2 separate regions of the Homo sapiens genome follow, and region 1 is linked to region 2. Evidence: read pairs that join two places in POLR2A ChIA-PET (ENCODE). Cell type or tissue: B cell. All regions are shown on one strand. Links, peaks and the distances in the headings refer to the core of each region. The heading gives the core; the rest is flanking DNA.

Region 1 (15,784 bases), core at 2,810-10,809, 170 kb after region 2:
TGTTGAAATTTAATTGCCATTGTCAGAGTATTAAGAAGTGGGATCTTAAGAGATGATTAGGACATAAGGGCTTCAACTTCATGGATTGATTAATGCTGCTATCAATGGAGTATGTAGTTATTGTGGGAGTTCAGTCCCCTTATTTTCTGTCTTGCCCTTCTGCCATGAGATAATAGAGCACGAGGGCCATTGCCAGATGCAGGTGCCATGCTCTTTGACTTCCCAGCTTCCAGACCATGAGTCAAATAAACTATTGTTTATAAATTATCCAATCTTTGGTATTCTGTTACAGCATCAGAAAAAGACTAAGACCCCTAGCTCACACCATATACCAAATCAACTCAAAATGGATTGCTTAAACATAAGATCTGAAACCACAAAACTCTAGAAGAAAACAGAGAAAAGCCTTTTTGACATTGGTCTTGGCAATGACTTTTTGATATGACAGCAAAAGCACAGGCAACAAAAGAAAAATAGACAAGCGAGTCTTCATCAAACTAAAAATCTTCTGCACAGCAAAGGAAACAATCAACAAAATGCAAAGGCAACATACAGAATGGGAGAAAATATTTGCAAACTATATATCCAATAAGGGATTAATACCCAAAATATATAAGGAACCTGTATAGCTCAATGCCAAAAACACAAATAAGCCAATTAAAAAGTGGGCAAAGGACCTAAATAGACACTTCTCAAGAAAAGAAATTAAAATTGCTAATAGGTATATTAAATGATTCTCAATATCTCTAATCAGGGAAAGGAAAATCAAAACCACAATGAGATGTCACCTCACACCTGTTAGAACGAATGGCTACTATCAAAAAGAGAAAAGTTATGTGTTGGTGAGGATGTGGAAAAAAGAGAACTCTTGTACACTGCTGGCAAAAATGTATATTAGTACAGTCATTATGGAAAATAGTATGAAGGTTCCTCAAAAAATTAAAAACAAAACTACCATATGATCCAGCAATCCTGCTTCTGGGTATACACCCAAAGGAAATGAAATCAGCATCTTGACGAGATAGCTACATTTCCATGTTCACTGCCGCATTATTCACAGTAGCCAAGGTGTAGAAAAAACCTAAATGTCCTTTGATGAATGAATGGATAAAGAAACTGTGGTGCATAGATATATAATGGAATATTATTCAGCCTCAAAAAAGAAGGAAAGGCTGGGTGCAGTGGCAGAATGAATGGATAAAGAAAATGTGGTGTATAGATATATAATGGAATATTATTCAACCTCAAAAAAGAAGGAAAGGCTGGGTGCAGTGGCTCACACCTGCAATCCGGCACTTTGGGAGGCTGAGCTAGGAGTACTGCTTGAGCTCAGGAGTTTGAGATCAGCCTGGGCAACATAATGAGACCTTGTGTCTATAAAAAATCAAAAAATTAGCCAGGTGTGGTGGTACACACCTATAGTCCCAGCTACTCGGGAGGCTGAGGCAGGAGGATCACTTGAGCCCAGGAGACTGAGGCTGCAGAGCGAGACACTGTCGAAGAAGAAGAAGGAGAAGAGGGAGAAGAAGAAGAAGAAGAAGAAGAAGAAGAAGAAGAAGAAGAAGAAGAAGAAGAAGAAGAAGAAGAAGAAGAAGGAGGAGGAGGAGGAGGAGGAGGAGGAGGAGGAGGAGGAGGAGGAGGAGGAGGAGGAGAAGAAGAAGAAGAAGAAGAAGAGGAAGAGGAAGAGGAAGAAGAAGAAGAGGAAGAGGAAGAGGAAGAGGAAGAAGAAGAAGAAGAAGAAGAAGAAGAAGAAGGAGAAGAAGAAGAAGGGGAAGGGGAAGGGGAGGAAGAGGAAAAAGAAGAAGAAGGAAATTCTGCCATTTTCGACAACATGGATGGAGCTGGAAACATTATACTAAGTGAAATAAACAAGACACAGAAGAGAGAAGCTGCATGATCTCACTCCTCTTTGGAATAGAAGATAATCAAATTCATAAATTTATAAAGGCAAAGAATATGATGGAAGTTGCCAGGGGGCAGGAGGGGCTAATTCAGACTTAGTCTTACGTTTGCCAGATAGACCAACCCTGGATGTAGAGCTACTCTAAATAGAAGAAAAGAGGGCCAAGGACAGAACCTAGGAGAAAGCCAGCACTTAACAATGAAAGCTAGAGTCGACTCTGGATCTGATTGTTCAGGATTAATGTTTAATTTGGGCCTACATTTCCCTACCATTTGTATGGCTCTGGATCTATTTTTTTAACACCAAATTGGCTACATGTCCCAGGAATGCCAACTGATAACCTTTACAAATCATAATTAGAAAGGAAAGTGTGTGGCAATAAAGTCATATATCATATTCTGGAAAGAGAACAGGAACAGGAGTCATGAGATTTGCCACCTTCTCTCTCTGGGTTTCTATTTCTCCAAACATAAAAGTGATGAACTGGCTTCTGTTATTTCTATGGCTCTTCCAGCCATAGAAATTGGAGCAGCCTATGATTCTTTGACATTTGGTTTATCTACACTTTTCTTGTAGCTGTATCACTGCTCTCCTACATTAATACAAATGGGTAGAAGCTGACTATATTCTTTTCAAGGTCATGACAATAGAAGAAAACCCCAAAAACCCAGTCACAAAATATGGTAAGTAAAAGGAAGTGAGAGTTATAGGGGAAAATGTGATTGACCTCTTGCTATTAATATCAGTGCTCAGCTGTACAACAGTAAGGGTGTGTCCCCTTGAGAGCAAATCAATGGCTCAAAAGAGGGAAACAAACCACTTTTTTTCCTGATAAAATCAAGGTTTACTCCTCAACCCTGCTAATTTTTGAGGAGATAGTGAATATTGTTCTCTCTTCATTACCTCTCTCACAGTTGTCATAAAATGTTAAGAGATTTTTTTTTTTTGAGACAAGGTCTTGCTCTGCTGCTCAAACTGGAGTACAGTGGCATGATCTCGGCTCACTGCAACCTCCGCATCCCAGGCCCAAGTGATTCTCCTGTCTCAGCCTCTAGGCCCAAGTGATTCTCCTGCTTCAGCCTCCCAAGTAGCTGGGACTACAGATGTGCACCACCACACATGGCTAATTTTTTTTTTTTTTTTTGAGACGGAGTCTTGCTCTGTCGCCCAGGCTGGAGTGCAGTGGTGCAACCTTGGCTCACTGCAACCTTCACCTCCCAGATTCAAATGATTCTGCCTCAACCTCCTGAGTAGATGAGATTACAGGCGCGTGCCACCACACCTGGCTAATTTTTGTATTTTTAGTAGAGATGGGGTTTCATCATTTTGGTCAGGCTGGTCTCAAACTCCTGACCTCGTGATCCGCCCACCTCGGCCTCCCAAAGTGCTGGGATTACAGGCGTGAGCCACCGTGCCCAGCCTAATTTTTGTATTTTTCGTAGAGACAGGGTTTTTCCATGTTGCCCCCCAGACTGGTCTCAAGCTCCTGAGCTCAGGTGATCTGCCCACCTTGGCTTCCCAAAGTACTGGGATTACAGCTCTGAGCCACTGCCACCGTGCCCAGCCTAGAATGTTTTGATATATGTAAAAGAAAGGGTGTATAACTACTGTTCTCAACTCATCAACTATTCTTACCAAACCTTCAAAGCTTTTTGGAGGGAAATTAGTCTAGAGACAGTGTGCCCTGCTCACCTTCTTCCTTACTGCCAGCTTGGAATGATTTTCCAGTGTAACACCTAAGTTCCTTGCTTCTATTCTGAAGTTTAAGAATACTTTTAGAGAGGGGGTGTGAATAAAGATCACGTCGCCTTTCTTTTTTATTGTTTCTTTTTTTGAGATAGAGTCTTGCTTTGCCACCCAGGCTGGAGTGCAAAGGCATGATCTCAGCTCACTGCAACCTCAAACTCCTGGGCGCAACGGATCCTCCTGCTTCAGCCTCCCAAGTAGTTGGGACACAGGTATGCATCACCATATCTGACTTTTTTTTTTTTTTTTTTTTTTTTTTAGATGGAGTCTCACTGTGTCGCTAGGCTGGAGTGCAATGGCGTGATCTCGGCCAACTGCAAACTCCACCTCCCAGGTTCAAGTGATTCTGCTGCCTCAGCCTCCCGAGTAGCTGGGATTATAGGTGTGGACCACCACACCCAGATAATTTTTGTATTTTTAGTAGAGACAGGGTTTCGCCACTTTGGCCAGGCTGGTCTTGAAATCCTGACTTCAGATGATCTGCCCGTCTCAGCCTCCCAAAGTGCTGGGATTACAAGTGTTAGCCACCGTGCCTGGCCATACACCTCGCTATTTTTAATCATTTTTTAATAAATGGCAACTGCTATATTGCCAAGGCTGGTCTTGAACTCCTGGCATCAGGCAATCCTCCTGCCTTAGCCTCCCAGAGTTCTGGGATTATAGCCGTGAACCACTATGCTCAGCCTGTGCTGTCCTTTCTATGAAAAGATGGTACAACTGATCTATGAATAAGCCATGTCCTTTCAGTTCTTTTGCTAGCATTGAGGATGAGATTATTCTGAATCATCCATACTCTCTCACACTCTTGTGACCAAACAGCTATCATGTGTACCCAGGTGGCTACTGATAGAGGTAAAAGCAGTGGCCAAGAAATTAACTAGTTCCTTTACCTCAGACCTTGGATCACAAACCACACGTCTGGTACTCTTCTCAATTACTTTCACCATATTGACCGTGTCATCGGGTCCACCACCTAGGCAATGTGTAGACATAGGCTGAGTCCCAAAACCTCAGTACGGAACCCCACAGGAGGCTCCAGCTTGGAGAACGGGTTAAGTTCTAGGTTTCTGTTCCAATCTGTGAAGCTGATGCAGTCCCTGGAGCAGGGTACAGGGGTCAACACACTGCCTTCTGTTTTTTGTACCAGGGCAGGTAGAGGGAGGCCACAATTTTGGAAGACGGTGATTGCCCAGCTGCCAGCTTTTTCAGCAGATGGTATAACCACCATGAGATAATTAGCGTGCAGTCCCACAGTGGGGCTGGGTACAGAGAAGGAGCAACTGAAATGGAAAATTAGATCAACAAAAATGGAGGAGAGGTTGTTACCTCAGTTGAAAATGTTCACACCTCATTTGTGAAAGGCTCAACATGAAAGGCTCCTGACTGCATCAGCACTAAAGATGCATTTCTTTCCCGTTCTCATTTGGGTCTCAGAATGCCTTACTAGCTTCCTGAGTGTATTTTATTTCTGCTCTTCCTCAAATTGCACTTCCTTTATGACTACTAATGTGAAGAGGTCTGGAATATCCTAATGCTCAGATCTCCCACTTCCTGGGGCACACGTAAACACACCTGCTTGGTGTACAGGTGTCATGGCCAGAACCCATCAGGAATGGGACTGTGCCTGCCTCAATACCTCTGCTGGCAATCTGTCATTTTGCTTGTTTAACCAAAGGCTCGTATCATTATACGGCTTGAATCTGTTAAGAATCGAGGTGACAAATTGTGCTTTTGATTGTTCTTTTGTTGTTTTAAACATCCTTTTGATGCACTAAGAGCCACTTATATATGAATAAAACAAGCAGCCATCTGTTTTATGAAGCACTGGATTGTAAAAGTGTCAACTCAAGCACAGTCTACTAATTTGTCAATTGTTGAGCATTGGCCAATTGACAGAAATTAGCTGTGTTGCTGGACATACACACCCTTACTTCATTAGTTGTATATGTCTGTAGTTGGGAGGGGAGCTATAAAATAACACTGGTGATGGGTGTGGTGGCTCACACCTGTAATCCCAACACTTTGGGAGGCCGAGGCAGGCAGATCACCTGAGGTCAGGAGTTTGAGACCAGCCTGGCCAACATGGTGAAACCCCGTCTCTACTAAAAATACAAAAATTAGCTGGGCATGGTGGCAGGCACCTGTAATCCCAGCTACTCAGGAGGCTGAGGCAGGAAAATTGCTTGGACCCAGGAGGCAGAGGTTGCAGTGAGCCGAGATTGTGCCACTGCACTCCAGCCTGGGCGACAAGAGCAAGACTTGTCTTAAAAAAAAAAAAAAAAAAAAAAAAAGGTGAAAAAGACCATGGCCCTGGTTAACCCCAGGCAGAAGGGAAGCTTACTTTTTTTTTTTAAGACGTATTCTCGCACTGTTGCCCAGGCTGGAGTGCAGTGGCACAATCTCAGCTCACTGCAACCTCTGCCTCCTGGGTTCAAGCGCCTCATTACAGGTGCACACCACCATGCCCGGGTAATTTTTGTATTTTTCCTAGAGACAAGGTTTCGCCATGTTAGCCAGGCTGGTCTCGAACGCCTGACCTCAAGTGATCTGCCCGCCTCGGCCCCCCAAAGTGCTGGGATTACAGGCATGAGCCACCGTGTCGGGCCAGAAGGGATGCTTACTTCTGGATGCAGTGTGCAAAGATTGTCCTATTGCCTTCAGCTCCAGGTTAAATCCTCCTACCTCAGACTGACTCCCTTCCTTATAGAAACTGGCAGTGTTCAATACTTGACAATTGAGTTCCTTAGGACCTCCGTGATGGCTTGCCTTTGAGGAGAAAGGGGAAGCACAAAAGAAGAGGAAACTAAACAAAGAATAAAGCCCTCCTGCAACCAGAAGTCATCCTTATCCCTCATTTTGGCTAAGTACACTGGATTCATAAACTCTTTTTTATTGAATTGAATTTCAAAGCTTTTACTTAGTGTTTTTCTGGTAGGTAGATAAGGCAGAAGCCAACAAGCATCTAGCTACCCAACTCAATAGTGGGGCCCACCAGGGCATGATCCAGGCATATTTATGAAATAGGCAAAGTTTGTACTCAGCATGCCCCCACTCCTCCTTTGGCTCTTTCCTCCCCTTCTGGCCCACCTCTCTGAGTCCCAGCATCTCCTGCTGACACCTGGCTGGGCAGGGTCATTCCCTGTCCCACCTCTTAATGTAAGCTGGAGTTCCTATTTCTTAGCATTGAGCACCATTTCAGACCTCTCACACATCTCAAATCAAAAGGTATCATTCTAATCCCACAGGGCCGAACTTCATCATGGAATATCCTCATAAGTGACGCATCTGCATTTTTAGGGAGGTCTTCTGGAATTCCTCAGTCCAGACAGATGATTCTGATGCTGGAAAGTTCAGACATGATTAAACTTTAGCAAGAGACATTTGGGGGTACTCAGGAGGGCAGTTTAAGAATTCCTTAAAACATGACTTCCTGAGGCAGTTGTACCTATTGTGTGTGTGTGTGTGTGTGTGTGTGTGTGTGTGTGTGTGTAGGACTGGCTCTAGAATCACATGGAGGCTCCTGGGCAAGAACCATATACATGTACAGAAGTCAGCTGGCTTCTTCTGTCCTGTAAGTTTCCCCAATTGGTGAGAGAAGTGATCTAAGAATAGTTCAGGCAGCCCAAGATGCTGATTTCTGGTTTCAAAACTCTATAATGAGGGTGGAATAATACACATTGGAGAAGACTCCAAAAGGTAGGAGGGTGGGAGGTTGGTGAAGGATGAGAAAGTACCTATTGGATACAATGTATACAATTCGGGTGATGGGTACACTAAAAGCCCAGACTTCATCAACTATGCAGTATAACTGATAGAGTTTGTATATTTGTCCTCACCCAAATCTCATGTTGAAATCTAATCCCCAGTGTTAGAGGTGGGGCCTGGTGGGAGGTGTTTGGATCATGGGGACAGATCCCTCGTGAATGGCTTGGGCCACCCCCTTGGTGATAAGTGGGCTCTCACTCTGAGTTCACATGAGATCTGGTCATTTAAAAGTGTGTGGTGGCGCTCTCTTCTCTCTCTCTCTGTCTCTCCACACACATACACACTTCCCTCTCTCTGCCCTGGCCACCCCATTCTCACCATGTGATGTGCCGGCTCCTGCTTTGCCTTCCAACATGATTGGAAGCTTCCTGAGGCCTCCCCAGAAGTAGATGCCACTATGCTTCCTGTACAGCCTGCAGAACCATAAGCCAATTAAATCTCTTTTCTTGTAAATTACCCAGCCTCAGGTATTTCTTTATAGCAATACAAAATTGACCCCGTCCCAAAAAAAAGCCTCTCAAAACTCAAACAATCCGATTAGAAAATGAGCAAAATATATGAATAGATATTTCACCAAAAAGGATATATAGATTGCAAACACACGACAAAGATGCTCAATCAACATCATTAGCCATAAGGGAAATGCAAATTAAAATCACAATGAGATATCACTAAACACCTATCAGAATAGCTAAAATTAAAAAACAGTTAACAACACACATGCTGGCAAATAAGCAGAAAAACTGTATCATTCATACATTGTTGGCATTCTTCAACAGATTAATGATTAAACAAATTATAATTCATCCATGCCATGGAATACTATGCAGCAATAACAAGAAATCAGGGGCCAGACACAGTGGCTCAAGCTTATAATCCAAGCACTTTGGGAGGCTGAGGAAGGAGGATTGCTTGAGCCCAGGGGTTCAAGATCAGCCTGGGCAACATAGTGAGACACTGTCTCTACAAAAAAATTAAAAATTAGCTGGGTGTGGTAGCACATGCTTGTAGTCCCAGCTAATCAGAAGGCTGAGGTAGGAGGATCGCTTGAGTGAGTTCAAAGCTGCAGTGAGCCGTGATCACATCACTGCACTCCAGCTTGGGTGACAGAATGAGACTGTCTCAAAAAAGAAAAAAAAAAGAAATCAGGTATTGGTTCATGCAATAACTTGAATGAACTCCTGGGAATTTTGCTTAGTGAAAAAAAGCCAATCTTAAAAGGTTATAAACTGTATGATTATTTACATAACACTCTTGACAAAAATATAGAGATAGGGAACAGATTAGTGGGTACCAGGCATTAGGGAATGGAGCATATAGGAGGTAGGCATGGCAGCCCAGTGCGGTGGCTCATGCCTGTAATCCCAGCACTTTGGGAGGCCGAGGGAGTGGATCACCTGAGATCAGGAGTTTGAGACCAGCCTGGCCAACATGTGAAACCCTGTCTCTACTAAAAATACAAAAATTAGCTGGTCTTGGTGGCAGGTGCCTGTAATCCCAGCTACTCAGGAGGCTGAGGCAGGAGAATTGCTTGAACCTGGGAGGCAGAGGTTGCAGTTAGCCAAGATTGCACCACTGCACTCAAGCCCGGATGACAAGGTTGAAACTCCATCTCAAAAAAAAAAAAAAAAAAAGAGATAGGCATGGCTACAAAAGATTCCTTGTGGTGAAAGTACGTTTCTGTACTGTGTTGGTGGATACATGAACTACAAGTGCTACAACTGCATAAAACTTCTAGTGAAAAAGATCTGTTATTTTTTTTTAAAATGCATATAATGAAATACATAGAACACATAAACAGAAACAAATGATTACAGGTAAAACTTGGGAAATCTGGACAAGAGTAATAGGTTGTAGCAACGTCCTGGTTGTGATACTATAGTACAGTAAATAAGATGTCACCACTGAGAAAAACTGGATAAAGGGTACATAATATCTCAATGTGCCGTTTCTGACAATTGCATGTGAACCTACAGTCATCTCAAAATAGAAAGTTTAATTTTTTAAAAAAAGATAAAAACAAAAAAATTGGGGCCTTGAACATTTTCTGGCTCATTGTGCAGGCATGAAACTCATTGGCCATCTGGCTACCAGGCTGGATAGTTACAAAGAAGAATGACTTCCCAAACCTGAGTATGTAGCACCTTAGGGCCTCTGGTAATCCAAAGAAGAATTGTTTGCCTTCTGGAAATTCTCAGTAACCAAGTTTAATTGAACATCACTTTAATGAAAAAACCAAGCCTTTGCTATATAAATCTTCATACCAGGAGACAGCACTAGGAAATCAAAATAGGGTGTGTTAATCTATCCCCACCCCAGAGGCAGGGTTTTGCTCTATCTCCCAGGCTGGAGTGTGGTGGTACCTCCTGCCTCGACCTCCTGGGCTCAAGCAATTCTCCTGCCTCAGTCTCCCGAGTAGCTGGGACTACAGGCACGCGCCACCACACCCAGCTAATTTTTATATATTTTTTTTTTGTAGAGAGGTGGTCTTGCCATGTTGCCCAGGCTGGTCGCCAACCCCTGGGTTCCAGTGATCCAACTGCCTTGGCCTCCCAAAGTGCTGGGATTACAGGCGTGAGCCACTATGCCTGGCCCAAAAGTTCTTTATATATCCTAGATACGAGTTCTTTGTTGGGTATGTAGCTTGCAAATATTTTCTCTCAGTCTATAGCTTGTCTTTTCATTCTCTTAATAGGACCTTTCATAGATCAAAGCTTTTAATTTTTTATGAAGCCCAATTTAATGTAGTTTTTCTTACATGGATAACCCCTAGACAGTGTCAAACCTAAGAACACTTTGCTAGGCCCTAAATCATGAAGATTTTCTCCTGTGGTTTTGTTTTTTCTCTAAAATGTTTTATAGTTGTATGCTTTACATTTAAGTCTGTGATCCATTTTGAGTTATTTTTGTATAAGGTGGGATGTTTAGGTAAAAGTTCACTTTTTTGGCCTATGGATGTCAATTCTCCTGAACTGTTTGTTGAAAACGCTATCCTTCCTTAAGTTGCTTTTATACCTTTGTCAAAAATCGTTTGAGCAAGTTTGCATTGCTATATTTCTGGGTTTTTTGTTCCACTGATCTATGTGTCTACTCTCTGTCATTACCATACTCTCTTTTTTTTCTTTTTATTTGTACAATATTGGGGTACATGTGCAATTTTATCATATGCATAGATTGCACAGAGGCCAAGTTAGTTAGGGCTTTGAGTGTATCCATCACATGAATAACATATATTGTACCCATTAGCCAATTTCTCATCATCCTCCTCCCTTCCACCCCTCACTCTTCCAAGTCTGCAATGATCTATCATTTCCACTGTCTATATCCGTGTACCACAGTATCTTGATTACTATAGCCATATATGGTAACCCTTTATATTGGGAAGAGTGATTCCCTCCAATTTATTCTTTATAAAAATCACTTTAGCTACTCTAGGTCCTTTGCCTTTCCATGTAAATTTTAGAAGAAGCTTTTCTATGTCTATAAAGATCCTTGCTGAGATTTTGATAGGAATTTCATTAGCCTATAGATCAATTTGGGGATAATTGATATCTTTACTATGTTGTCTTTTAACCCACACAGTATGTCTCTGCAATTATTAAGGTCTTCTTTGAGTTCTTTCCTCAGTGTTTTATAATTTCCAACATACAGATCCTTTCATGTTTTGTTAAATTTATACTTGCTCTTTGGCACAAGGATGAATGGCATTGTGTTCTTTATTTAGATTTCCACATTGTTAGTATATATATGTGATTGATTTTTGTGTGTTTATCTGGTATCATATGACCTTACTGAATTCAGTGAATAGTTCTACGAGGTTTTTTTGTTTTATTTTTTTTAAAAAAAAAAGATTCCCTGTGATTTTCTATGTAGACAATTAAGTCTTTTGAGAATCAACACAGTTTCACTTGATCCTTTCCAATCCATGTACCTTTTATTTCCTTTTCTTGTTGTGCTAGAGCTATTTTTCCCCCTTTCTTGCCATTGTACTGGATAGAACTTACAATACGATATTGAATAGAAGTAGTGAGAACAGCCAGGCACGGTTGTTCATGACTGTAGCACTCTGGGAGGCCAAGGTGGGTGGATAACCTGAGGTCACAAGTTTGAGACCAGCCTGGCCAACATGGCGAAACCCCGTCTCTACTAAAAATACAAAAATTAGCTGCACGTGGTGGTGGGCCCCTGTAGTCCCAGCTACTTGGGAGGCTGAGGCACAAGAATCACTTGAACCCAGGAGGCAGAGGTTGCAGTGAGCTGAGATCGTGCCACTGCACTCCAGCCTGGGCAACAGAGTGAGACTCCACCTGAAAAAAAAAAAAATAGTGGAAACAAACATGCTTGCCTTGTTCTGACTTGAGAAAGAACTCAGTCTTTCACCATTAAGTATAATGTTAGTTGTAGGTTTTTTGCAGATGTTCTTTATGAGATTAAGGAAGTTTTCCTCTATGCCTAGTGTACTGAGAGTTTTTAATCATGAATAAATGTTGAACTTTAAGCTGGGTGTGGTGGCTCATGCCTGTAATCCCAGCAATTTTGGGAGGCTGAGGTGGGCAGATTGCCTGAGCTCAGGAGTTCGAGACAAACCTGGACAACACAGTGGAACCTTGTCTCTACAAAAAAATACAAAAAATTAGCCAGGCATGATGGCACACACCTACAGTACCAGCTACTGGGGGACTGAGGAGGGAGGATCACTTGGGCCCAGGAGGTTGAGGCTGCAGTGAACCATGTTTGTGCCACTGCACTCCAGCCTGCGTAACAAAGCGAGACCCTGTCTCAAAAAAAAAAAAAAGTTTGAATGTTATCATCAAATGCTTTTTCTGTGCCAGTTGATATGGTTAAATGATTTTAGTCTGCTGATATGGTGGATTACATTGATTAACTTTAAAATATTGAACTATGCATACATGGGAATAAATCCCAGAGTATAATTCTTTTCTACATTGTTGGGTTCATTTGGCTATTATTTTGCGGCAGTTTCTGTGTCTAAGTCCATGAAAGATATTCATTCATCTATAGTTTTCTTGCTTTGTACTGTCTTTGGTTTTGGTATCCTTCTGGGAATCTGATTATATGAATGTTGGATCTTTTGTTATTTCTAACAGGTCCCTGAGGCCCTATCTTTTTTTTCAGTCTATTTTCTCTCTGTTGTTCAGGCTGGGTAAATTCTATTGATCTATAAACAAGTTTACTGATTTTGTCCTCTGCCATCTCTGCTCTATAATTGATCCTATCCAGCAATTTTTAAAAATCTATTTTTCAGTTCTGTAATTTTCATTTGGTTCTTTAGAAAATGTGAACAGGTGTTTTAATCATGTATAAAATGCCTGATTATGTATGAATTTGAAGGAAGAAGAGATCAAAGGATTCCTGGAAGAAGGTGTGTCAGAAGGGGCCTTCAAGTAAAGAGGCACAGACTATCCCTGCCTAGGGCTGCTCTGAGCATCTTCCCATTTCTTCCTCACAACAACCCAACAATGATTATAGCAATACTTATACCCATTTTACAGATGAGGAAACTGAGGCTCAGTCAGGTTAAATTTTTTTTTTTAGGTTAAGTTATTTAACCAAGGTCCCATTGCCAAGAAGCAAAGGAGTCAGGACTTGAATCCAAGTCTTCCTGATGCCAAAGCCCATGCTTTCACTGGTATCTGGAGGCCCAAGTTAAATACCCTGCCAAGGGGAAATCTTCCCAAACACTCCCAGAATGTGGCCACTTGTTCCTTGGGACCCCCATGTTGTTCTATCCCAGGAACTTGCTTGCCCCCACCTGCTGTGAGCTCTAGTCACATGTGTCTATGAAGGGTGTCATCACAGTATCACCTATACCTGTACCCGGCACAGGTCCTTGTAGGCTGGTAGATACCCCAGGTGTCTACTGAGGGAACTTTAACCCAATTAAACCTGAGATCTCAAAAATGCCCTTAGTGGAGGGCTGCTGTGAGGATTCCATGAATGGATGATCACAAAGAGATCTAGTTCAGTGTTTGGCACACAGTAAGTACTCACTGCAAGGAAGGGTTGCCATTGGGCTGTTTATTGTTATTTGTATTTGACCAGCCTCCCTTCCTGGATTTGAAGTAGTTCCTATTCCCAGAAAGAGGCAGATAAGAGATAGTCACACAGCCACATGAAGGTCAAAACCAAGTTTCCCAATTCTGGACTCCCCAGGAAGTGCTCAATGCCCCTCAGAAAACTACTCAGTCAAGGTTCAGGTCTGTGTCCTTTGATAACATAAGAGCCCCTTGTGATGAAATAATTCAGCTGCAGCTCCATCACAGAACCACACATGTATTTCCCATCTTAACTTGTCCTTGCCCTACTCCACGTTCTTAATCAGAGACTGAATGTACCATGTCAGACTGGCCTGGAGTATATTTGATTCTTTTGTATAACTTCTATTGCTATGCTAAGATTTTATATTTTTTCCATTTATTTCAAGAGACTTTGCAATTACTTATTAAAGCATTTTTGTGGTGGCTACATTAAATCCCTTGTCAGATAATTTCAACATCTAATTCATCTTGGTGTTGGTATCAGTTGATTGTTTTAGGGTGATTTTTATCATATTCTGGATATGTTGACTATTATATTAGAAGACTCTAATTCCTACTTAAATATTTGATTTTAGCAGGCAGTCAGTTTGTTTAGGTTTAGCATGCAGGTCCTGGCCTACTTTTGAAGGCTGTGATTCCAATGACAATTTAGTTTCAGAGCCTCTGTAGTGCTATTTTGATCTGCTTGATTCATGTGGTGCTAATGGGTCCACTCTTCCCTGCTGGTGCTGCCTGAGGAAGCAGAGTGTTCCTCAGATAGGGTTGCCTGGTGCCTCTAGGTGGGGGAAGTGATTTTTCTAGTCTGTGGAAACAAAGAATCTTCCTTGTCTCTGCTGGTTCTGGTGGGACTCCCCTGACTTTGCTGCCTGCCTTCCTGGTATCTCTCAGAGGAAGAGAGAAGCCTCAAGACCATGAAAACAAACAGGCTTCCTGGGCTAGGCTACTTGTCATGGTCACGTTTCCCCTTGATGGTGTGCTTGCTTGGAGAGTATCTTTCAGTGGGGTAGGGGAGTCTCTGACCTTGTGGGAAAGGACAGCACTTCTGCTGGCTGCTTATTGTCAGTGAGGCACCTTGCTAAATCCCACTTGCTGGAGTTGCCAGGCTTACCTGTTGGTGTCAGTAGGACTCCCATTCAATGCAGAGGAGAAAGGAACCTACAGGAACCATTTTCTATTGCTACGTTGGGGTTTGGGAAATGCTGGGCCTGGGTCACATTTATGGCTTGAGAGTCATAAGGTACCCTGCTACTATGGTGTTCCTCCAGTCCTGGGATTCCTAATCGTTCTGCCTTCCCCTTTACACCTTTTAGAATTCTCCTGTGGCCACCTCTTGAATTATTTCCAGGATTTCTGGTTGGGCTTACCTGGGAGAAGCAGGGAGAAATGAGTCTATGCTATCTTGTCCAGACTGGAAGTGGAAGACCAATCCTGCATTGGTGTCTGCTGCTTCTTCTCCTAGGAATGATTCAGACTTTCATTTATCATCCTTTTTTGGGGGGCAAAGAGAAGCTCAGAAGGCTTTGCTTTGGTTAATATATCGAGCCCCCAGTTTTTTGTTTATGGGTGCATCCATATCCCTATGTGTGTGTGTGTGTGTGTGTGTGTGTGTGTGTGTGTGTGTGTGTGTTTGAGAAGAAAAGTTGGCAGAGATTAGCCCTGAAATAACTGTATTACAGTAGCCAAACACTCTGATAGGATATTGAGTTAGCTGTGGATTTGTCTTGCTGATAAGATACTCCTATACCACTATACTCACAGAATCATATTTTGAAGGTCAGAACAATCATATTTTGGTATTTCCATATAGGCGAAAGGCAGAAAATGTGAGAAACACATTCACCCGTCCAAACCCAAAGAATAGACTCAGAGACACGAAGAACAGTGGAAGCGAGACTTTTAATGGCGGTCTTACAAAATCGGGTGTCTGGTAGGCAGGCACACCTGGGGCAGTTACAGCAGGTAATTTATCTCTTGCATGCAAGTCCCTCCCCCAGTTCCTCATTGGTCAAGTACTATGGGGTTACAATAGTCCCAGATATCACCTAAGTTTCATTATCTTTTATAAGATTATACCCCAGTCCCCTACCCCACTTACATTTCGATTTCCCAATAACAAAACTTTCTTCCCTTTTATGGGCTGACCCCTGCTCTACATTCTGTTTCCTTATCATGACTTTCTAGGTACATGAGCCATGTGGTTTGTCATGTCCACAGGCTGGTTGCCAGTACATAGATTTATCATGCCTTGAAAATTGACCATGTAAAATGTTTTCTCACAAATTCCCTCCTCTTTTTTATTTACTTCCTTTGG
Region 2 (15,784 bases), core at 3,225-11,224:
AAGGAGGAAACATTATATGGCATTCCATAAACAACATACCCCAATATCGCTGGGGTTCCTTATTGCTTGTGTGTTATTTGCTGTGGTTCCAGTTGGATTTGAAGCTCAGAAGATACTGCAAGTTCCTGCCATGGAAAAAGAAACCAAACGATCTTCAACTCTCCCAGCCAAGTTCCAGAACCCAGTTGAGCCAATTGAGCCTGTCTGGTTCTCACTGGCCAGGAAGAAAGCCAAAGCATGGAGCCACATGGCAGAAATCACGCAATAAAGAGCTCTTGTGTGGAGCATCAGCATTTATTTTATTTAGTTTTTTTTTTTTTTTTTTTTTTTGAGACAGAGTCTCGCTCTGTTACCCAGATTGGAGTGCAGTGGCGCGATCTCCGCTCACTGCAAGCTCCGCCTCCCGGGTTCACGCCACTCTCCCGCCTCAGTCTCCCGACTAGCTGGGACTACAGGCGCCCGCCATCACGCCCGGCTAATTTTGTTTTCGTATTTTTAGTAGAGACGGGGTTTCACCATGTTGGCCAGGATGGTCTTGATCTCCTGACCTCGTGATCCGCCCGCCTCAGCCTCCCAAAAGCTGGGATTACAGGCGTGAGCCACCGCGCCCGGCCAAGCATCAGCGTTTTAAATGATAATTGCTAATAGCTGTATTAATTCTATGTAGTGATCTTTTTACTGTGACCACTTGTATTAAGCAAAATAAGTATTAAGCAAACTAAGAATTTATTAAGCAAAATAAGAATTTATTAAGCAAAATAGCCTTAGAAATGCAAATTAAAACATAATTATTTGAATGAAATAAATGCCATGAATGCTTAACCTTCCACGTAGTCACTGCCAGCACCCAGAAACCCAGCATTTCCTCTATTAAAACTATCGAAAACATTTGCACTGCTGTAAAATTGCAAAATCTTTAACTTTGGACAATGTGCTTTAGAAGGGAGAAAGCAAAAACATTTTGTTGGAGCAACTAGAAAATTGTCATTTCCCTCAACCAAATAAAGTAATTCTAATGGAAACATTCAGATGATTTGACCTAAAGATTGGCCTTTAGGTTTTATGAGCCTAGATAGATGCCGCAATTATTTGGTTGTTGCTCTAAGCTTTGCAAGGGATCCTAAAAGAGGCGGTGGAAGTGAAAATTCTGGGTCTCCAAGAAAATTTCTGCACAGCCAGTTCTCCAATCAGCCTATCACCCCTTGAAACATCTTCCCTGTGTCCCTGGGGGCCCCTGATGCTTTCTCCTTGGGTGATAGTAACATGCAGAGCACTTACACAAAGCTCCCTCTTTGGACATACCCCACGTCGACCTGTCACAGGCCTGGCTGTAGCGAGCACCTCCCTATGACGCAGAATGCTTCTTGGGAATTATCTTACTCCTCTGGAGGGTTAGTCCATCAATGTTTTGCTTCTTGTCCCAATACTACTGTGACCCTCTCTGATCGCACAGAAATCACTGCCTATCACATATATCCTGTTAAGCACTGAAGACCCTATTGAAATTAGAGTTCTACAGATGCCAAAAGCTGTACTTTCCATCAGGCAGATGGCAAGCTTACTGCCTTGATGCACATCTGGAGCCACTGGAGCTCCTTCCTCTCTGGTTCCAGCATTAAGGTGGAGAACTCCATGTAGCTTCTTGTCCTTTCCCCTCAGCTGTCTTTGCTTCACAAGGTTTTAGCCCAAAGCAAGAGTGCAATCCCAAAGCCACAGAGAAATGAACTTTCCGCTACCTGGAAGCTTTAAGTGAGTAAATCAGCTTTTCCCCTCTCATTCCTAGAGGCACACACCTCAAAAGTTACTAGGCTGGAGAGACCCTACCTTCCAGTGACCCACTCATCCCCCAGCCACGGAGAAGAGGGAAGACCAAAAAGGGAGAGTGAGAAAGAGGATGAGAGGGATGGTCAGCTGTGAGGGGAGGGGGCAAGTGGCCCAGCAAATGTTGATGCCTCCCTTCCCATCTTGCCACACGGTCTTTTTCTTTTGTAGCACAGCCTCCATTAATAACTCCTCGGCTGAGGATGAAGATGTAGGCACCTTTACCCCCAGAGCCAGTTCCTTAATTGGCTGGCTTTCTGAGATGCAGACCACCCTAGAATCTCATCTAGGTTCACTAGAAGTTAGTTAAATCTTCCTTTCTCTGTCTTTCTCTTCATTCCATCCCCCAAACCCACCAAACACTAAGGGAGAGCTCCCTTTGGATGTCTGGGCAGTAAACCTAGCTCATTTTTCTAGGAGACCCAGAAGTGACTTCTGAGTAGTTATCACTGTGTCTGCCTCTGTTACACTGTGCTGCTTTGCTTAAACAGAAATGCAGGCCTGGACATCTGACTGTGCCTTTATATTCTGAGTGGGGTGCTGCCCCATGCAAAAAAATCCAGAGAGGTAGTGAGGTGTCAGAGCTAAACACTTGGTGCTGGGTTTTGTTGATGCTGGTATAATGTGACACAGTACAATTACATGCTAAATTTTGCATTTTCTCTATATAACATCTATTTTTCCTGATACTGTGCCTTTGCCATTTTGATAATGCTATTTTGATTGAGTGAATTTTATTTCCTTTGTATTCCCATAGTGAACAATATATTAAGGTAGATGCCCTTTATCTGGGTACTCCTGGTAGATTAGCTGTTACACCTCCCTTCCCTTTTTTACAGTGAACCTGTATTCAGTTATTGTCACTCTGAGAACTCTCCAATAACAATTTCTTTTCCACAGTTAACAACACAGCTGTTACACCTCCCTTCCTTTTTTTCACAGTGAACCTGTATTCAGCTATTCTCACTCTGAGAACTCTCCAATAACAATTTCTTTTCCACAGTTAACAACAAAGTTCTGTTTTTAAATGAAGAGATTAAGTTCTTTTTAAATGCCTAAAGGCATATTCTGACAACTTTTCTACTTCTTTAACTTTTTTGATTTAAGATATATGCAAAGCAAATAAATTCAATAAAGCCTATTCTGTAGTCCATCTCTGTCTGTGACATGGGGCGGGAAATCAAATAGGATATTGACAACTCAGAGCTGAAGGTTGTCAGAGAAGTAAAACGTTCTTTTTTTTTGAGACGGAGTCTCACTCTGTCGCCCAGGCTGGAGTGCAGTGGCGCGATCTCGGCTTACTGCAAGCTCCAACTCGCAGGTTCACGCCTTTCTCCTGCCTCAGCCTCCCGAGTAGCTGGGACTACAGGCGCCCGCCACCAAGCCCGGTTAATTTTTTTTGTAGTTTTAGTAGAGATGGGGTTTCACCGTGTTAGCCAGGATGGTCTCAATCTCCTGACCTTGTGATCTGCTCGTCTAACGGCCTCCCAAAGTGCTGGGATTACAGGCGTGAGCCACTGCGCCCGGCCAAAGTAAAATGTTCTTAAAAGGTGGTGCTGAGAATAAGGGGCGTCCACGCAGGTGTGCCTGACCAAGCTGATGGCTTTCAGGTGAGCATTGATATTTGGTATGGGGGAGAAGGGCCACTGAAGAGGTTTTACGTTTGGACACCTGGAGAATAAAGAGGGGGTGTGGTTGGGGGACGAGCAGAAGAGACAAGGTGATTGGTGGTTGCACTGTAGCCTGGGTCAGGGACAAAGTCCAAGTCCGATAGCAAGATGGGCTACTGCAACAAGCGCTTTTCAGAAGCAAGGGGCCCTACTGTGCTCAGGTAACAAAGTGGCATGGAGGGAGGAAGGGAAAGGGGTTATAGGCCAGATAATGAGCCTGGCTCACCTGTAACATTTTCAGGGTTTAGAACAAGAGTTCAACTTGGGATCCACATACCATATGTCTAAATATTTGAAATGTTTAAATAAACGAATACAGCATGTTTTATTTAATGGTTTATCTCCTTCCATGACAAATGTACCTTCATAATGACCTCAAAGGCCAGGTTGGGTTCTAGAATTCTCAGACTCCTGTAAGTCCTGCCCCAGTGGTGTGGGAAGAACTGCTCCCCTTCCTCCTCCTGCTTTAGAAATATTTCAGACCTACACAAAATTGTAGAAAATGTTACTATAAACATCAATATATCTACTATTCAGCTTAAGAAATGTAACATTACAAATATAGTTGATGCCTGCTGTGGAGCCTTCTCTGCTAGAATGCCCCTCCCTTTCTTTCCCTGAGAGGTAACCACCATCTCAAATGTGCTTCTTTCGAATGCACACCTTTCTGTATGCTACACTTGTATGCATCTCTTACAAGCACATCTTTTAGTCTCTCTATATGTACCCATAATCAATTTATGGTGATCATTTGTATGTTTTCTTAGAAGTCATATGCATGGTATCATGTTTGTATCCTTTTGGACCCGACTTTTTCCTTTATGCATTTTTCCTCTCTAGGCCTCAGCCCCTGTGAATTCTAGTCTCCTCCCCAGCCCATCCCTTGCTGTCCCTTTCAGTTTACCTGAAACAGCCCCGAGCCAGTGAATTAACCCTGGCTCGACAGGAGGTGCTCGGCTTCTTCCTCTGTTGCTTGAAACCACTGGTTCTCAAACCTTAGTGTTCATCAGAAGCCCCTGGGGGGCCTGTTAAAACACAGATTGCTGACCCCACCCCAGATTTTCGGATTCCGTAGGTCTTGGGTGGAGTCTGAGAATTCCCAGGTAATGCTGATGATGCTGTTTGGGGACCAAACTTTGAGAACCACTGCTCCAAATCAAAGTCTGGGCCCAAGCTCAGCAATACCATGTGGCTTCCAGGCAACCTGGGCCATCCATGAAGTTTTCTTCAAAACCATGCTCTAGAGCAGTATTGTCCAATAGACATGTAATGTGATCTACATGGGTAATTCTAAATGTTCTAGTAGCCACATTTGAAAATAAAAAGAAACCAACAAAAACTTTAACATTTCATTTTAATTCAAGTATTATCATCTCAACATGTAATCAGTATGAAAATCATTAGTAAGATATGCAATATTATTTTCACACTTACAGCACATATCAAACAGACTAGCCATATTACAAGTGCTCAGCAGCCACAACGTTACTAGTGACTAAGGTAGTAGACAGTACAGCTCTAAAGACTTGAGCCCCATCTCTCTCTTTGCAAAAATGGTTTTAAACTTGACATTTTAATTGACTTTTGGCTGCAGTAAAAGAATTTAAAACAGTCTTACTAAATGGTGGAAAGTAATACCTTTCAATGAAGGTATGGTGGGCCAAAACAAAGAGGTAAAAGAGAGATTTGAGTCAGAATTATTTATTGAAAAATCTCCCCATGTTTCAATTTATTCATTTAAAACAAACTTTTATTTCTAACTTGAACAAACACTGTCAAATACATTTGTGAAAGATAAAAGTTAGATGTCACTAGATATCACTTTTAAGGTAATGAACTTTGGAATGATATGTGTTAAAATTCTCACAGGCATCTGAATAAAATAAAATAAAAACAATGAACAACAGAGTCTTCTTTCTTCATCTTCTTTCTATTCTTCCCAACTACAGAATGAAATGAGAAAAAAATAAACAATGGTACGTTAGCCAGCACCAGTGACTTTCTAAATAGAAGAAAATGGCCAGCTCTGTGTATATCTGCAACATTTGTGTGCTATATCTTAAACAAGTAGAGAAGAACACCTTTTCCTTTTGTAACTCGCAAGCTTGGATATCAGGGTGCTTGTGAAACTGATGGTTACAGCCAAATGATCACACCAACCTTGTCTCCCTAGCACCAGAAAAGCTTCTTGTTGTTGTTTTTACATGAGAGGCAATTCTGGGATTTAAATAAATCTCTCAAGCTTTAACAGCCTGTGCTAGTTCCACAAATGATACTCCCTTACTCTCCCAGACCCTTGGTTTCCATATCTACCATATGGGAAAGAAGCTGTTATGAAATAATACAGCTGTGAAAATGCAAAAAAAAAAAAAAAGAAAAAAGAAAAAATGTTAACCATTTAAATATACTCAAAGACAGATATGCCTTAAGACTTAATTACACACATTCTTTTCATTTGTCACATAAAATACAAAGATATATAGCTAAACAAATATTTAGGTATTAGTCATTAAATGTGGTCCTACTTGAAATTCTTAGCTTTTTGCTATTTGTTAGTAGTCACTTTGTAAAAGGCATTGAGTTGTCTCCTAGTTACTATGGGAGCCTGCATTTCTGTGGCTAAGTAATGAAGTCCCAACCAATGTGTGGCCCAAGCAAGTTAGATGCTGCGTCTGGCAACTGTTTTCTACACAAATATTGATCTTAGGTAGTAGGTCTGATACATTTGCCACTTGTTAGTAGTCCTGCAGCTAGAGGACAAAAGACCTCAACATGAACAAATGAGTAGCCATGAAGTGTATTTCAGAACACACTGCAGTTCATATTACTACGTACATGAATATTCTAGTAACATTTTAAGTAAGCTAAATTGAATTTTTAAACTAAAACCTTTTCTTAATTAATTTACTGGGAATTTTATTTTAAAATAAAACTGTCAGCAACAGGTAAATGCCAGGAATAGTTGAGTGATTCTCAAAGCTATACACCGATACCTGGATTTTCTCAGCTTCCCCTCTGCTGCGTCTAGGTCCCTTTGGAGTTCTTCACCTTGTTTTCAGCATCCTTCTCTTTCTCTTCTTTCTCTTCCTTGCCTGCAGCATCTTGGGCCTCTTCATCCCACTTTTCATGCTGATATTTAGTGACTTCTTTAGCGAAGAATAATACAGATGTTGGGACCAGACATTCACAGAAAATATAGCCCAATTTATAACCAGCAGCGGCACCCAGTACTCCACCCTCAGGAGAAGCAGGAGGATAGACTTAACTAAGAAAGGAATAGCTGGGCACCTTCCTACTGGTTTTCACAACAGTGCCATGGCCCTCACGTTGCTGCTGCTTGATCATTTCCACAGTGACACTATTTCCCTTTTTTCCAGTAAATCTCCCACCCAAAGCTGCCGATTATTTCTAGTTCTTTGGAGAAGAGATCAGAATCATGGTGTCTGATCTCATTCTAAGTGTTTTGATCAGAACTTTGCTGGGAAAATATTTGTTGCCTCAAAAGACAAATTCTATGGTGAAGCTCATTGGTTCCTCACCCCCCTGAATGTTTCATTTTTACCAAGGGCCCCTGTATCACTTCATCATTTGGGGATCAACTTTCTAAGAATCTTTACACTTTGAAAAGCCATGAACAAAAAAGGATGCCTGCCATTTGCCTGTTCTTTTCTTTCCGTTGTCCCTTGTTTCCTGCCGAGCTCCCTCCTGAACCCCTATCTACCTGGCCATTCATCTGTGGGCCCCCCAAATGGCATTGATGATCTCAGATCTTCTATCAAACACAGGTTGGTAGAGGGCGGCATGTTTTCTCAAAAATCATAGATGTCGTTAGAGAATTGGGCTTCGACTCATTGGTACACATTTGGCCTTAAGTTTCAGGAGGGCCCTGACCCCCACTTCACCACCCGAGGCCCGACCCCCACTTCACCACCTGCTTCACCAGCTGTGCGCACACCGCGGCCCTGCCTGGAACCCTTGGGTGCACGGGTCCCTGTCTCCCCGCCACTGCAGATAGCCTGTTCCTCACCCTCAGGGGCAGCAGCCTCCTCTGTGGCCGGTTCCTCTGCGGACTCCTCCTCTGCAGCCGGTTCCTCTTTGGCCGGTTCCTCTGCGGCCTCCTCTGCGAGCTCCTCCTCTGCGGCCTCCTCTGTGGGCTTCTCTGAGGCCTCCTCTGCGGGCTCTTCTGCGGCCTCCTCTGTGGGCTTCTCTGAGGCCTCCTCTGCGGGCTCTTCTGCAGGCTCCCTGGCCATCTCGGCCAGGTCTGCTGGCACCTCAGGCTCTGGGACCAACGCGGCCTCCTGGAGCAGGCCCAGGCCCTCGCCCTCAGGACCCGCGGCCCCCACGCCCAGCCTCTCATGCACCAGCAACAGCCGGGGCTCTTCTGAGCCACTGGGCGCCGCAGTGCGGCGCCTCCGCATCAGGCGGCCGCCACGCATCCTGATCAGGATGTGGTCGTTGTGATAGATGCGGAGGAGAAGGGAGTGGACCATGTCCAGAAACTCCATGCGAAAGCCTCTTATGGGGTAGCGACGGGCGGCCGCGACCAAGTCGAAGTTGTCCGCCTCGTTCCTCTCTTCCTCCTCCTCCTCCTCTTCCTCCTCCTCATCCTCCTCCTCCTCCACCATCTCCACTACTATCCTGATCTCTGAGTCTTCCTCGGCGTTCCCACCCCCGGGGGCTGCGGCCAAGCCTGCCGCCTGCTCACCCTCCTCCTCCCCGAGGCCTCTCATGGGCCCTGCGACTCCGGCCACAGTGTTGCCACTGTCGGGGCCAGAGTCACCGCCCTCCCGGTCACCTACGGCCTCGGCCTGCGCTCCCTCCTGGTTCACTGGAGCCTCCTGGTCCTCTTGGATCAGGTCTTGATCCCCTGTGGCAGACATGACGCCAGTCAGTGCCTCAACTGGAGTGGCGACTAGGCTGAGGTGACAACGGTGAAGACGGTGGCCACTGATGTGGCTGTGGCTGAGGGGAGGTGAGGGGCTGGGCTGCTGAGAGAATAAGAGTCTGTCTCCTTACTGAGGGAATAAAAGTCTGTCTCTGAGGACACCCTAAGGTGGGAAGGGCAGGGAGCCGATCCCAGGAGCCTCCCGCTGAGGTTGGCCTGAGAGGACTTAGACAAGGCGGGAAAGATTCGGGTTGGTAAGTGACAGGGGGCGGGACAGGAAGGGTCAAGGAGGGGCTCTCAGTGAGCTCTAAGCTCATTTGCTGAAAACATCAGATTGACATGCTCTGCATCCAATGAATATCAAGGCCCTTAAGCTCTAGGACAACTCAGAATCCAGAACTCTATCTTTTCTTTGAGGCCTTAGTGTCCAGGGCTAGCCTTTAGGTCCACACAAGTCCTGTCCTTTTAATTTTACGATTATTAGCAGCACTATAGTGATCCAATGTGGAGGCACCCTGGATTGGGGAAACTTCTTCTGTAAAGGGCAGAGACGAAACATTTTAGGTTCTGCAAGGTCCAGAAGCAATATCAAGACTATTATGTAATTACTATCACTAAGTAGGTTTCCTGCCTTCCATAGGACACATACTCCTCTTTGTACCACCATTTTGTTTTTTTTGAGACAGAGTCTCACTTTGTCGCCCAGGCTGGAGTGCAGTGGCATGATCTCGGCTCATTGCAAGCTCCACCTCCCGGGTTCACACCATTCTCCTGCCTCAGCCTCTTGAGTAGCTGGGACTACAGGCGCCCGCCACCATGCCCGGCTAATTTTTTTGTATTTTTAGTAGAGATGGGGTTTCACTGTGTTAGCCAGGTTGGTCTCAATCTCCTGACCTCGTGATCCGCCCGCCTCGGCCTCCCAAAGTGCTGGGATTACAGGCGTGAGCCACTGCGCCCAGCCTGTACCACCATTATTTTCTGTATTTGCCTGGTCAGTGCCCTCTGATCTTCTTCACCTCCTACCTAAAATGATCAACCTTATTCATTAAACCATTTATTTATTCATTTACCAAATTTATTGAGTGCGTTACATGTACCAATGCCATGCCTCCTTACAACTGTCATTTGTACCTCTTGCTTGTTTGACTGATGAAATCCAAAGATGACAGACTGCTCATGGTTTACATCCTAGTGCCTCTTCCCCCATCGTTCCTGTGCCCCTCTTTGGGGTGGAGGTTAGCTAAGACCTCTGGAAGCTGAGCTTTCCCAGCTGCATAGAGTGTCAACGTTCCTATATTTGCAGAGACTCCAGTTTATACTAAATCATTTCCTCTTTAGTTGCCTTGTCCACTTATCAGTGAGTGTGAAACACAATGTGATGACTGCTGTCAATCTTGTAGTCTCTAGGGCAAAAAGTACACAGCAGTAGCTGCTTCTTTCTGCAGGGAGATAGAACTGGGCACTGGGCTTGTTATGGAGCAAGTTGTTGTCAAGGAGTGAGGCAGATCCTGGAGGAGATGGTTCTGTTGCAGTGGCAGTAAGCTATCTTACCAGTTGTTTTCAAGTCCCTGGGAGGGGAAACTAGTTAGCACCAGCAAACAGAAGAGAAAGGAAAAAGCTGAGCAGATGTGCTTTCAATAAGTGAAGTGAAACTACCTGAAGTGAAACTGAGGGAGAGTGTCCTCCTAGCTCCCGCATTGGGGCTCTCTTCATGGCAAGTATGTGAGCCAGAAGTCCGTGGAACAATCTCCATAGCCTTGGTTATCTGCCTGAGCCTGTTGTCTGCAGATGTAGACCCATCCAGGATGTCACATTCCCTTATCTCTGGTGTGTAGTTGCTACCTTTCCTTTATCTCCAGCTATCCCACCCATGACATCTGATCTTTGCCAAGCCAGGTAGTTGGCACAACCCAGGATTTCAGATTTTCTTAGGGAAAGGTGCTCTCTTTCCCCACCCCACCTCCCTCTGTCAGTCAACAGAAGTGGCCAAGTCCTTTCCATTTGCAGACCCACCATCAAGGTCAAGGTGGGCCAGTGGGAGAGACCTAAAGCCACAACAACCCTCAGAGGTTTCCACTTAATGTTGGGATGACAGGGAACACCCCTGGAAGACCAGCCCAAAGATCTCCTTTACAGCCTGGCTCAAAACTCACCGCCTCCAGGCAGCCTACTTTTCTATATCTGTACCCCACCACCCTCACCAGACACTATCCTTAATGACAGTGGTATGTGTGGACATGGTTTAGCTCCTCCAAGAAAGCACAGGCCCTTTAGGGTGAATGTCCAGGCCTGTCTCAAGTTTGTTAACACCCACGGTGCCTGCCACAGGGCTCTGCACCAGGTCGGTGTTTGATAAATGTTTGCTAAATGAATCAAACGGCTTTGGAATCACTATCACCATGAATGGTGTTTTTCTCTTCTATCTGCCTAGGGCTTGACTGTCTGCAAAGGGCCTTGCTATCCCCTCTTCCTTTCTCTCTTGGGATCGTCTCCCTGGCCTCTTGTGAGATTTCTGCTCTTGCAACCTAGTGTGATTCTGCTGTGAGGCTGGGGACAATGAGGGATCTCACCCCTCATGGGAGACCCTTCCCCCACCCTTGACATACAGGGAGTGACTTGGTCCCTTGCTTGCCTCCTAGTCTACTGTGTCACAGCCAGAGTAGGCTGCGGGTGCCTACTTTGTGCCTACTCTGGCACAGGAGTGCCATCTCCTTCCAGGCCAGGTAGAGCCCACGGTCCTCAAGCCCAGCACTTCCTGCTTCTCATGGAAGCCACGGGAGGGGCGAGGGACAGTCTGGAATGCTGGTCTCTCTTGGGATTTGACTTTGACTTCCACATCCCAAGGGGGTCATTGCACAGACTCTGTAACTTTGAGCTCAGCCCCTGGGAGTGGAGTTGCATGTCAGGGCTCCATCCTTCTGATTCTGGGCAAGTCTGCACCACCACAGGCTCCTTTTCACTTACAGGCTTATCTAGCTTGTGGGGTTTATGCCTTTCTTGCATCATCAGTCTTCTTTCCTACACTGAAGTTTGTTCATCATTCTTCGTGACTTTAACATCCACAGGGATGACTTATCCCATGACCTGGAATTCCACTTCCGTGACCTCCTCATCTGATCTTTTCTACAAACTTACATCAGATACTTACCCCCATGGTCCTACACTAGCCTTTTCCATTACCAGAAATGGCACCATTTAGAAAATTTCTTCTCTACTGCTACAATGTTTCAATCCCATCAGATTATTTCCCCAATCTGCTGACCTAGCCACTTTTTCACTCTACCTTCCTACCATCTTCTTCATTTGCCTACTTACCCAGTTTAAATTCCATCCATTATGTGTTGCTATTATCACAGGCAGAATGCTGGCCTCCCCAAAGATGCCCATGTCCTAATCCCCAGAACCCTGTGGGTCTGTTAGGTTACCTGGCAGAGGGGAATTAAGGTTGCAGATGGAGTTAGTGTTGCTAATCAGTTGACTTTAGGATAGGGAGATTATTCTGGATTAGTCAGATAGGCCCAATGCAGTCACAAGCATCCTTAAAAGTGGGAGAGGGAATTAGAAGAGAGAACCAAAGAGATGGCAGCATGAGAAAGACTTGGCCTGATGTTGCTGGCTTTAAAGATGGAGGAAGGAAACTATAAGCCAGTGAAAGTGGGCAGGCTGTAGAAGCTGGAAAAGTCAAAGAAACAGATTCTCCTCTAGAGTCTCCAGAAGGAATACAGCTCTGCCCACACCTTGATTTCAGCTCAATGACACTTCTGACCTCTGCAACTCTAATATTTTAAGTCTGTATTTTAAGCCACAAAGTTTGTGGTGATTTGTTACAGCAGCAATAGGAAACTGATACCTACTCACTCACTCCATTCCCTTTCTCCTCTTAGCTGTCTATCATATCTACTAGGCAAAACCCCAAACTCTAGTTGAATTGCACTATATTACTTTTTCCTTGCCACTAAATGAAGCAGATAAAAATATTGAAAGTTGGTTGACTAAATTCACTAAAAATTTGTGGTCATGAGCACGCTCAAGACTGCTTGGCAACCACAGTTTCACTACACTTTCCCTCCACCCTAAATCTTTGACAATTTTGCCATTGAACACACAAACGTTTCTGTTTCTCAGCTTCTACATTTCCAATAATTTGCCATCTACCCTACCTCATCCACTTACTCTCAGGACCATGCCAAGGATCCTAGACCTTTCTTAATGAAAATATACATCACTCCCAAAATCTCAAGATTAAAAAATCTTAAGAATTCCACACTCTGACCACCACTTCTTATTTTTCCAGTTTGGTGCCCTTGCTCCGACTATGGTCTGCAATGACCACCATGTGGTCAAAGCCATCAGTCTCTTTCTATTCTCAGTTTTCTTGATCCTTCAGCAGCAGCTACCCACATTACTCTTCCTTAAACAGCCCCTTTCAGGATTTCTGTGGCATTACAGTTTTCTGAGTTTTCTCCTCTTTGGCCACTCTTTACCTCATTCCCCCAAACTAGAGTTTCTCTGGGCTCTGTTCTGGGACTTTGCCTTTCTATACTCCCTTCCCTCAGTGATCTAATCTTTGTTTCAAGGCCTTGAAGATAACCCAATGATTATAATTTCCAAATTGATATCTGTGTCTCAAACCCCTCTTCCAAGTTTATAACAAATTTGACTTGGCATCTCCACTTGAGTATCTCACAGATCTCTCCAACTTGAAGTAGCTAAAATGTCATTCTGGATTTGCTCCTCCTCTCTGCTTGTTCTTTCCTCTTAGGAAATGGCACTTCTACCCACCAAGATGCTTTCATCGGAAACCTGGTTGCCCTCTTTAATTCTTTTCTACATCCATTCCATCTGTCGGCTTACCTCCTAAACGTCTCTCAAATCTGTCCACTTCTCATCTCTTCAACTATTAATACTCTCATTCTAATGCAAACCTTTAGCATTTCTGATTTGACTACTCAATAGCCTCCTAACTGGTTTTTCCCCTTCCAGTGGATTCTCTGCACAACTAGAGAGTTTTTTAAAGAATATAATTCATATCTTTCAGTCATCCTGTTTAAAAACCTTCACTGGCTTCTTGTGAATTAAATAAGATACAAACTCCTTATCTTACCCCATAAGACCCTTTGTGATCTAGTCTTTTCCTGGCACTGTTCTCATAATTTCTAGAATACATGTTCTTGCCTACACATGAAATTCCATCTGCTGGAACAATCCCCTTACCCCCTACTCTCATGTAAGATCGTGCAGATTGTTCTCTACACAAAGGTATCCAGCTGAGGTGTAGGGTGGGCCGAAATCTAGCCTGCAGTCCTCTTGCCAAGCTGTGCTCCTTGGTGTGCAAGACCTTGCTTCTACTCTTCCCATGGCTGGCTTCTTCTCAACCTTCAAGTCTTGGCTTCAATGTCAACTCCTCAAAGAGGCCTTCTCTGACCTCAGTTATTTTCTGTCTCACTGCCATATCTGTCTACTACCTTCATAGAACCTATCACCATCTGTAAGTATAGATTTGCTGTCTTTCTCCCTGTAAGCTCCATGAGAACAGACATCTTGTTTGTCTTGTGCCATGCTATATCACCACAGCACCTAATACATAATCATGCACTGAGAAGTGATAGTTGATGAGAAAGAAGGAAACTCCTGAGAAGAGAATGCAAAGAGCAAAGAGAGGGTCTAGGTTCTGCTTTGCCCAGGTGCCTCCTGCCACACTGATTGGCATCAGAAAAAGCCTTCATGTCATAGAGAAACCACAAGTGTGGCCAGAAATTCTCAAATGTGGCAGCACATCAGAATCTCATGGGGATTAAATTAAAAAGTCTTCATATCATAGAGAAAGCACAAGTTTGGCCTGAAATTCTCAAATGTGGCATCACATCAAAACCTCGTGGGGATTAAATAAAATAACATAACCGCCTCTCCTCTGTCTTTCAAGGTTCTGATTCATTGGGTCCGGGTGGCTGCTGCAGACACTCTCGGTGCACTACCGAGAGACTGCCACTGAGTGGTGCTGTATGACTCTGTTTCAGAGTAGAGGTCGCACTTCGCTCCAAGAGAAGGCATAATTTATAGAAGGATTTTTTTTTTTTTTTTTTTTTAGCTACTCTGACCTCAGATCTTCTCATTCCAGGAGGGTGGCCCAGGCAGTGCCTCCAGAAATGTTTAAGTTTTGGTTTCTTTTCTGTGCCCTTCCAGATTCACAATAAGGACATCTGTCCTTACCTAAAAGCTTCCCCTCACCTCTCCTAACCCACCCCCACAAAGCTCTACCAATATCCTCTTACCTTCTGCCCAAAACTTCCCGTACTTTTCTTCTCTTATCTTTTACCTCTTTATCTTGTCTTCCTCTTCTTTTTCTGGGAATCACTCTTCCTCAGTTTCCTTACTTGTAACCGGAGGATAAGGGTGGCATTGTGAGGATCTAAGGAGATACCACCTACCAAACTGCATTGATCTAACTTGGCATGTATTATCTTCATAGATTTTTACACCAATGCCATTCTAATCCACACAGTGATGGTAGCTTCTCTATTCAAGCAAACACAATTTTATTAATGCATATTTTCAAGAACACGTATTATAAGTGAAATACATCTGAAGAGGATTTAGAGAGAAGATTCGTATGCGCTACTACCCTGCTTTTTGCAACTGGTCATGAACCAGCCTCTGAGTGAACTGGAGGGGAAGGCACGGAAGAGGTAACAGAAGGGGCTAGGAAAAAGATTCTTCCAGGGCCTTAATCAGCCTGAAATGCTTTGGAACCAGCTGACCTAATAATTCTTCAGAGACTGTCAGTGCACTGGTGCCCAATGAATGCCTCCATACAAAGCTGCAAGCCCACTATCTATGGCAGTCTAGGACTGGGAAAGAACAAAGCAAGGTTATAACGGAGTGGACCTCAGTTCAAAGAAATGAGAACAAAAATCAGGCCACTCTTGGCCAGATAGATAGATAGATAGATAGATAGATAGATAGATAGATAGATAGATAATGATTTCCCCTTCCTCTATATTCCAAATGGCTTGCAGAAGGGGTTCTTGTTTCTCATGGCAGGGCTATCGATGGGGCAATTGAAGGAGCTACTGTAAAGGACTGTAACTAAAGAACATTTCAAGATAGCTCCATGGGCTCTTTGACAGGTCTAGTTCAGGAAGCCCCATGCCAACAACCAAACAACTCCCTTTGCAGTACAGCCCACAGCTCATCCTCTGGGCTGGTTTAGCTTCAAATGACCATTTGGCACTGTTTGGCAACAGGTTGCCTCACCAGCCCACTGACCTCCAGAGTCTTCTGGAAGTTAAAAGGACACACATTCACTACCATAAGTTCTAAAAACCTATAGCAGTTCCCACTCAAGCCACTCCACTGACAGTTGGAGCGGGTGGGGAGAGATGCGGGAGGGCTGAAAAGGGAAATGTTG

Evidence for each region. Peaks named below come from ENCODE experiments on the same cell type or tissue, not always from the same donor. Only the 100,000 strongest peaks of a DNase experiment are listed, where the experiment ranks them.
Region 1: POLR2A ChIA-PET joins it to region 2 with 10 read pairs; 2 of 35 experiments call an interaction of 5 or more read pairs at or near these places.

What each region holds. Positions count from the first base shown.
Region 1 is chrX:118,891,256-118,907,039 of GRCh38, reverse strand. No RefSeq gene overlaps it. Among named protein-coding and RNA genes, the nearest start is that of LINC01285, 60 kb to the right of the region's middle. In B cell, for the core only: no CTCF peak of the experiment used is centred there; no DNase peak of the experiment used is centred there.
Region 2 is chrX:119,065,813-119,081,596 of GRCh38, reverse strand. CT47C1 (cancer/testis antigen family 47 member C1) reads right to left here and starts at 8,604. Exons shown (of 3, transcript NM_001396132.1): 1 at 7,519-8,604; 2 at 6,485-6,637; 3 at 4,832-5,364. The coding sequence starts at 8,371. The coding sequence ends at 6,516. KIAA1210 reads left to right here. Exons shown (of 12, transcript NM_001394962.1): 12 at 93-2,962. The coding sequence ends at 268. In B cell, for the core only: no CTCF peak of the experiment used is centred there; a DNase peak (open chromatin) is centred at 10,016.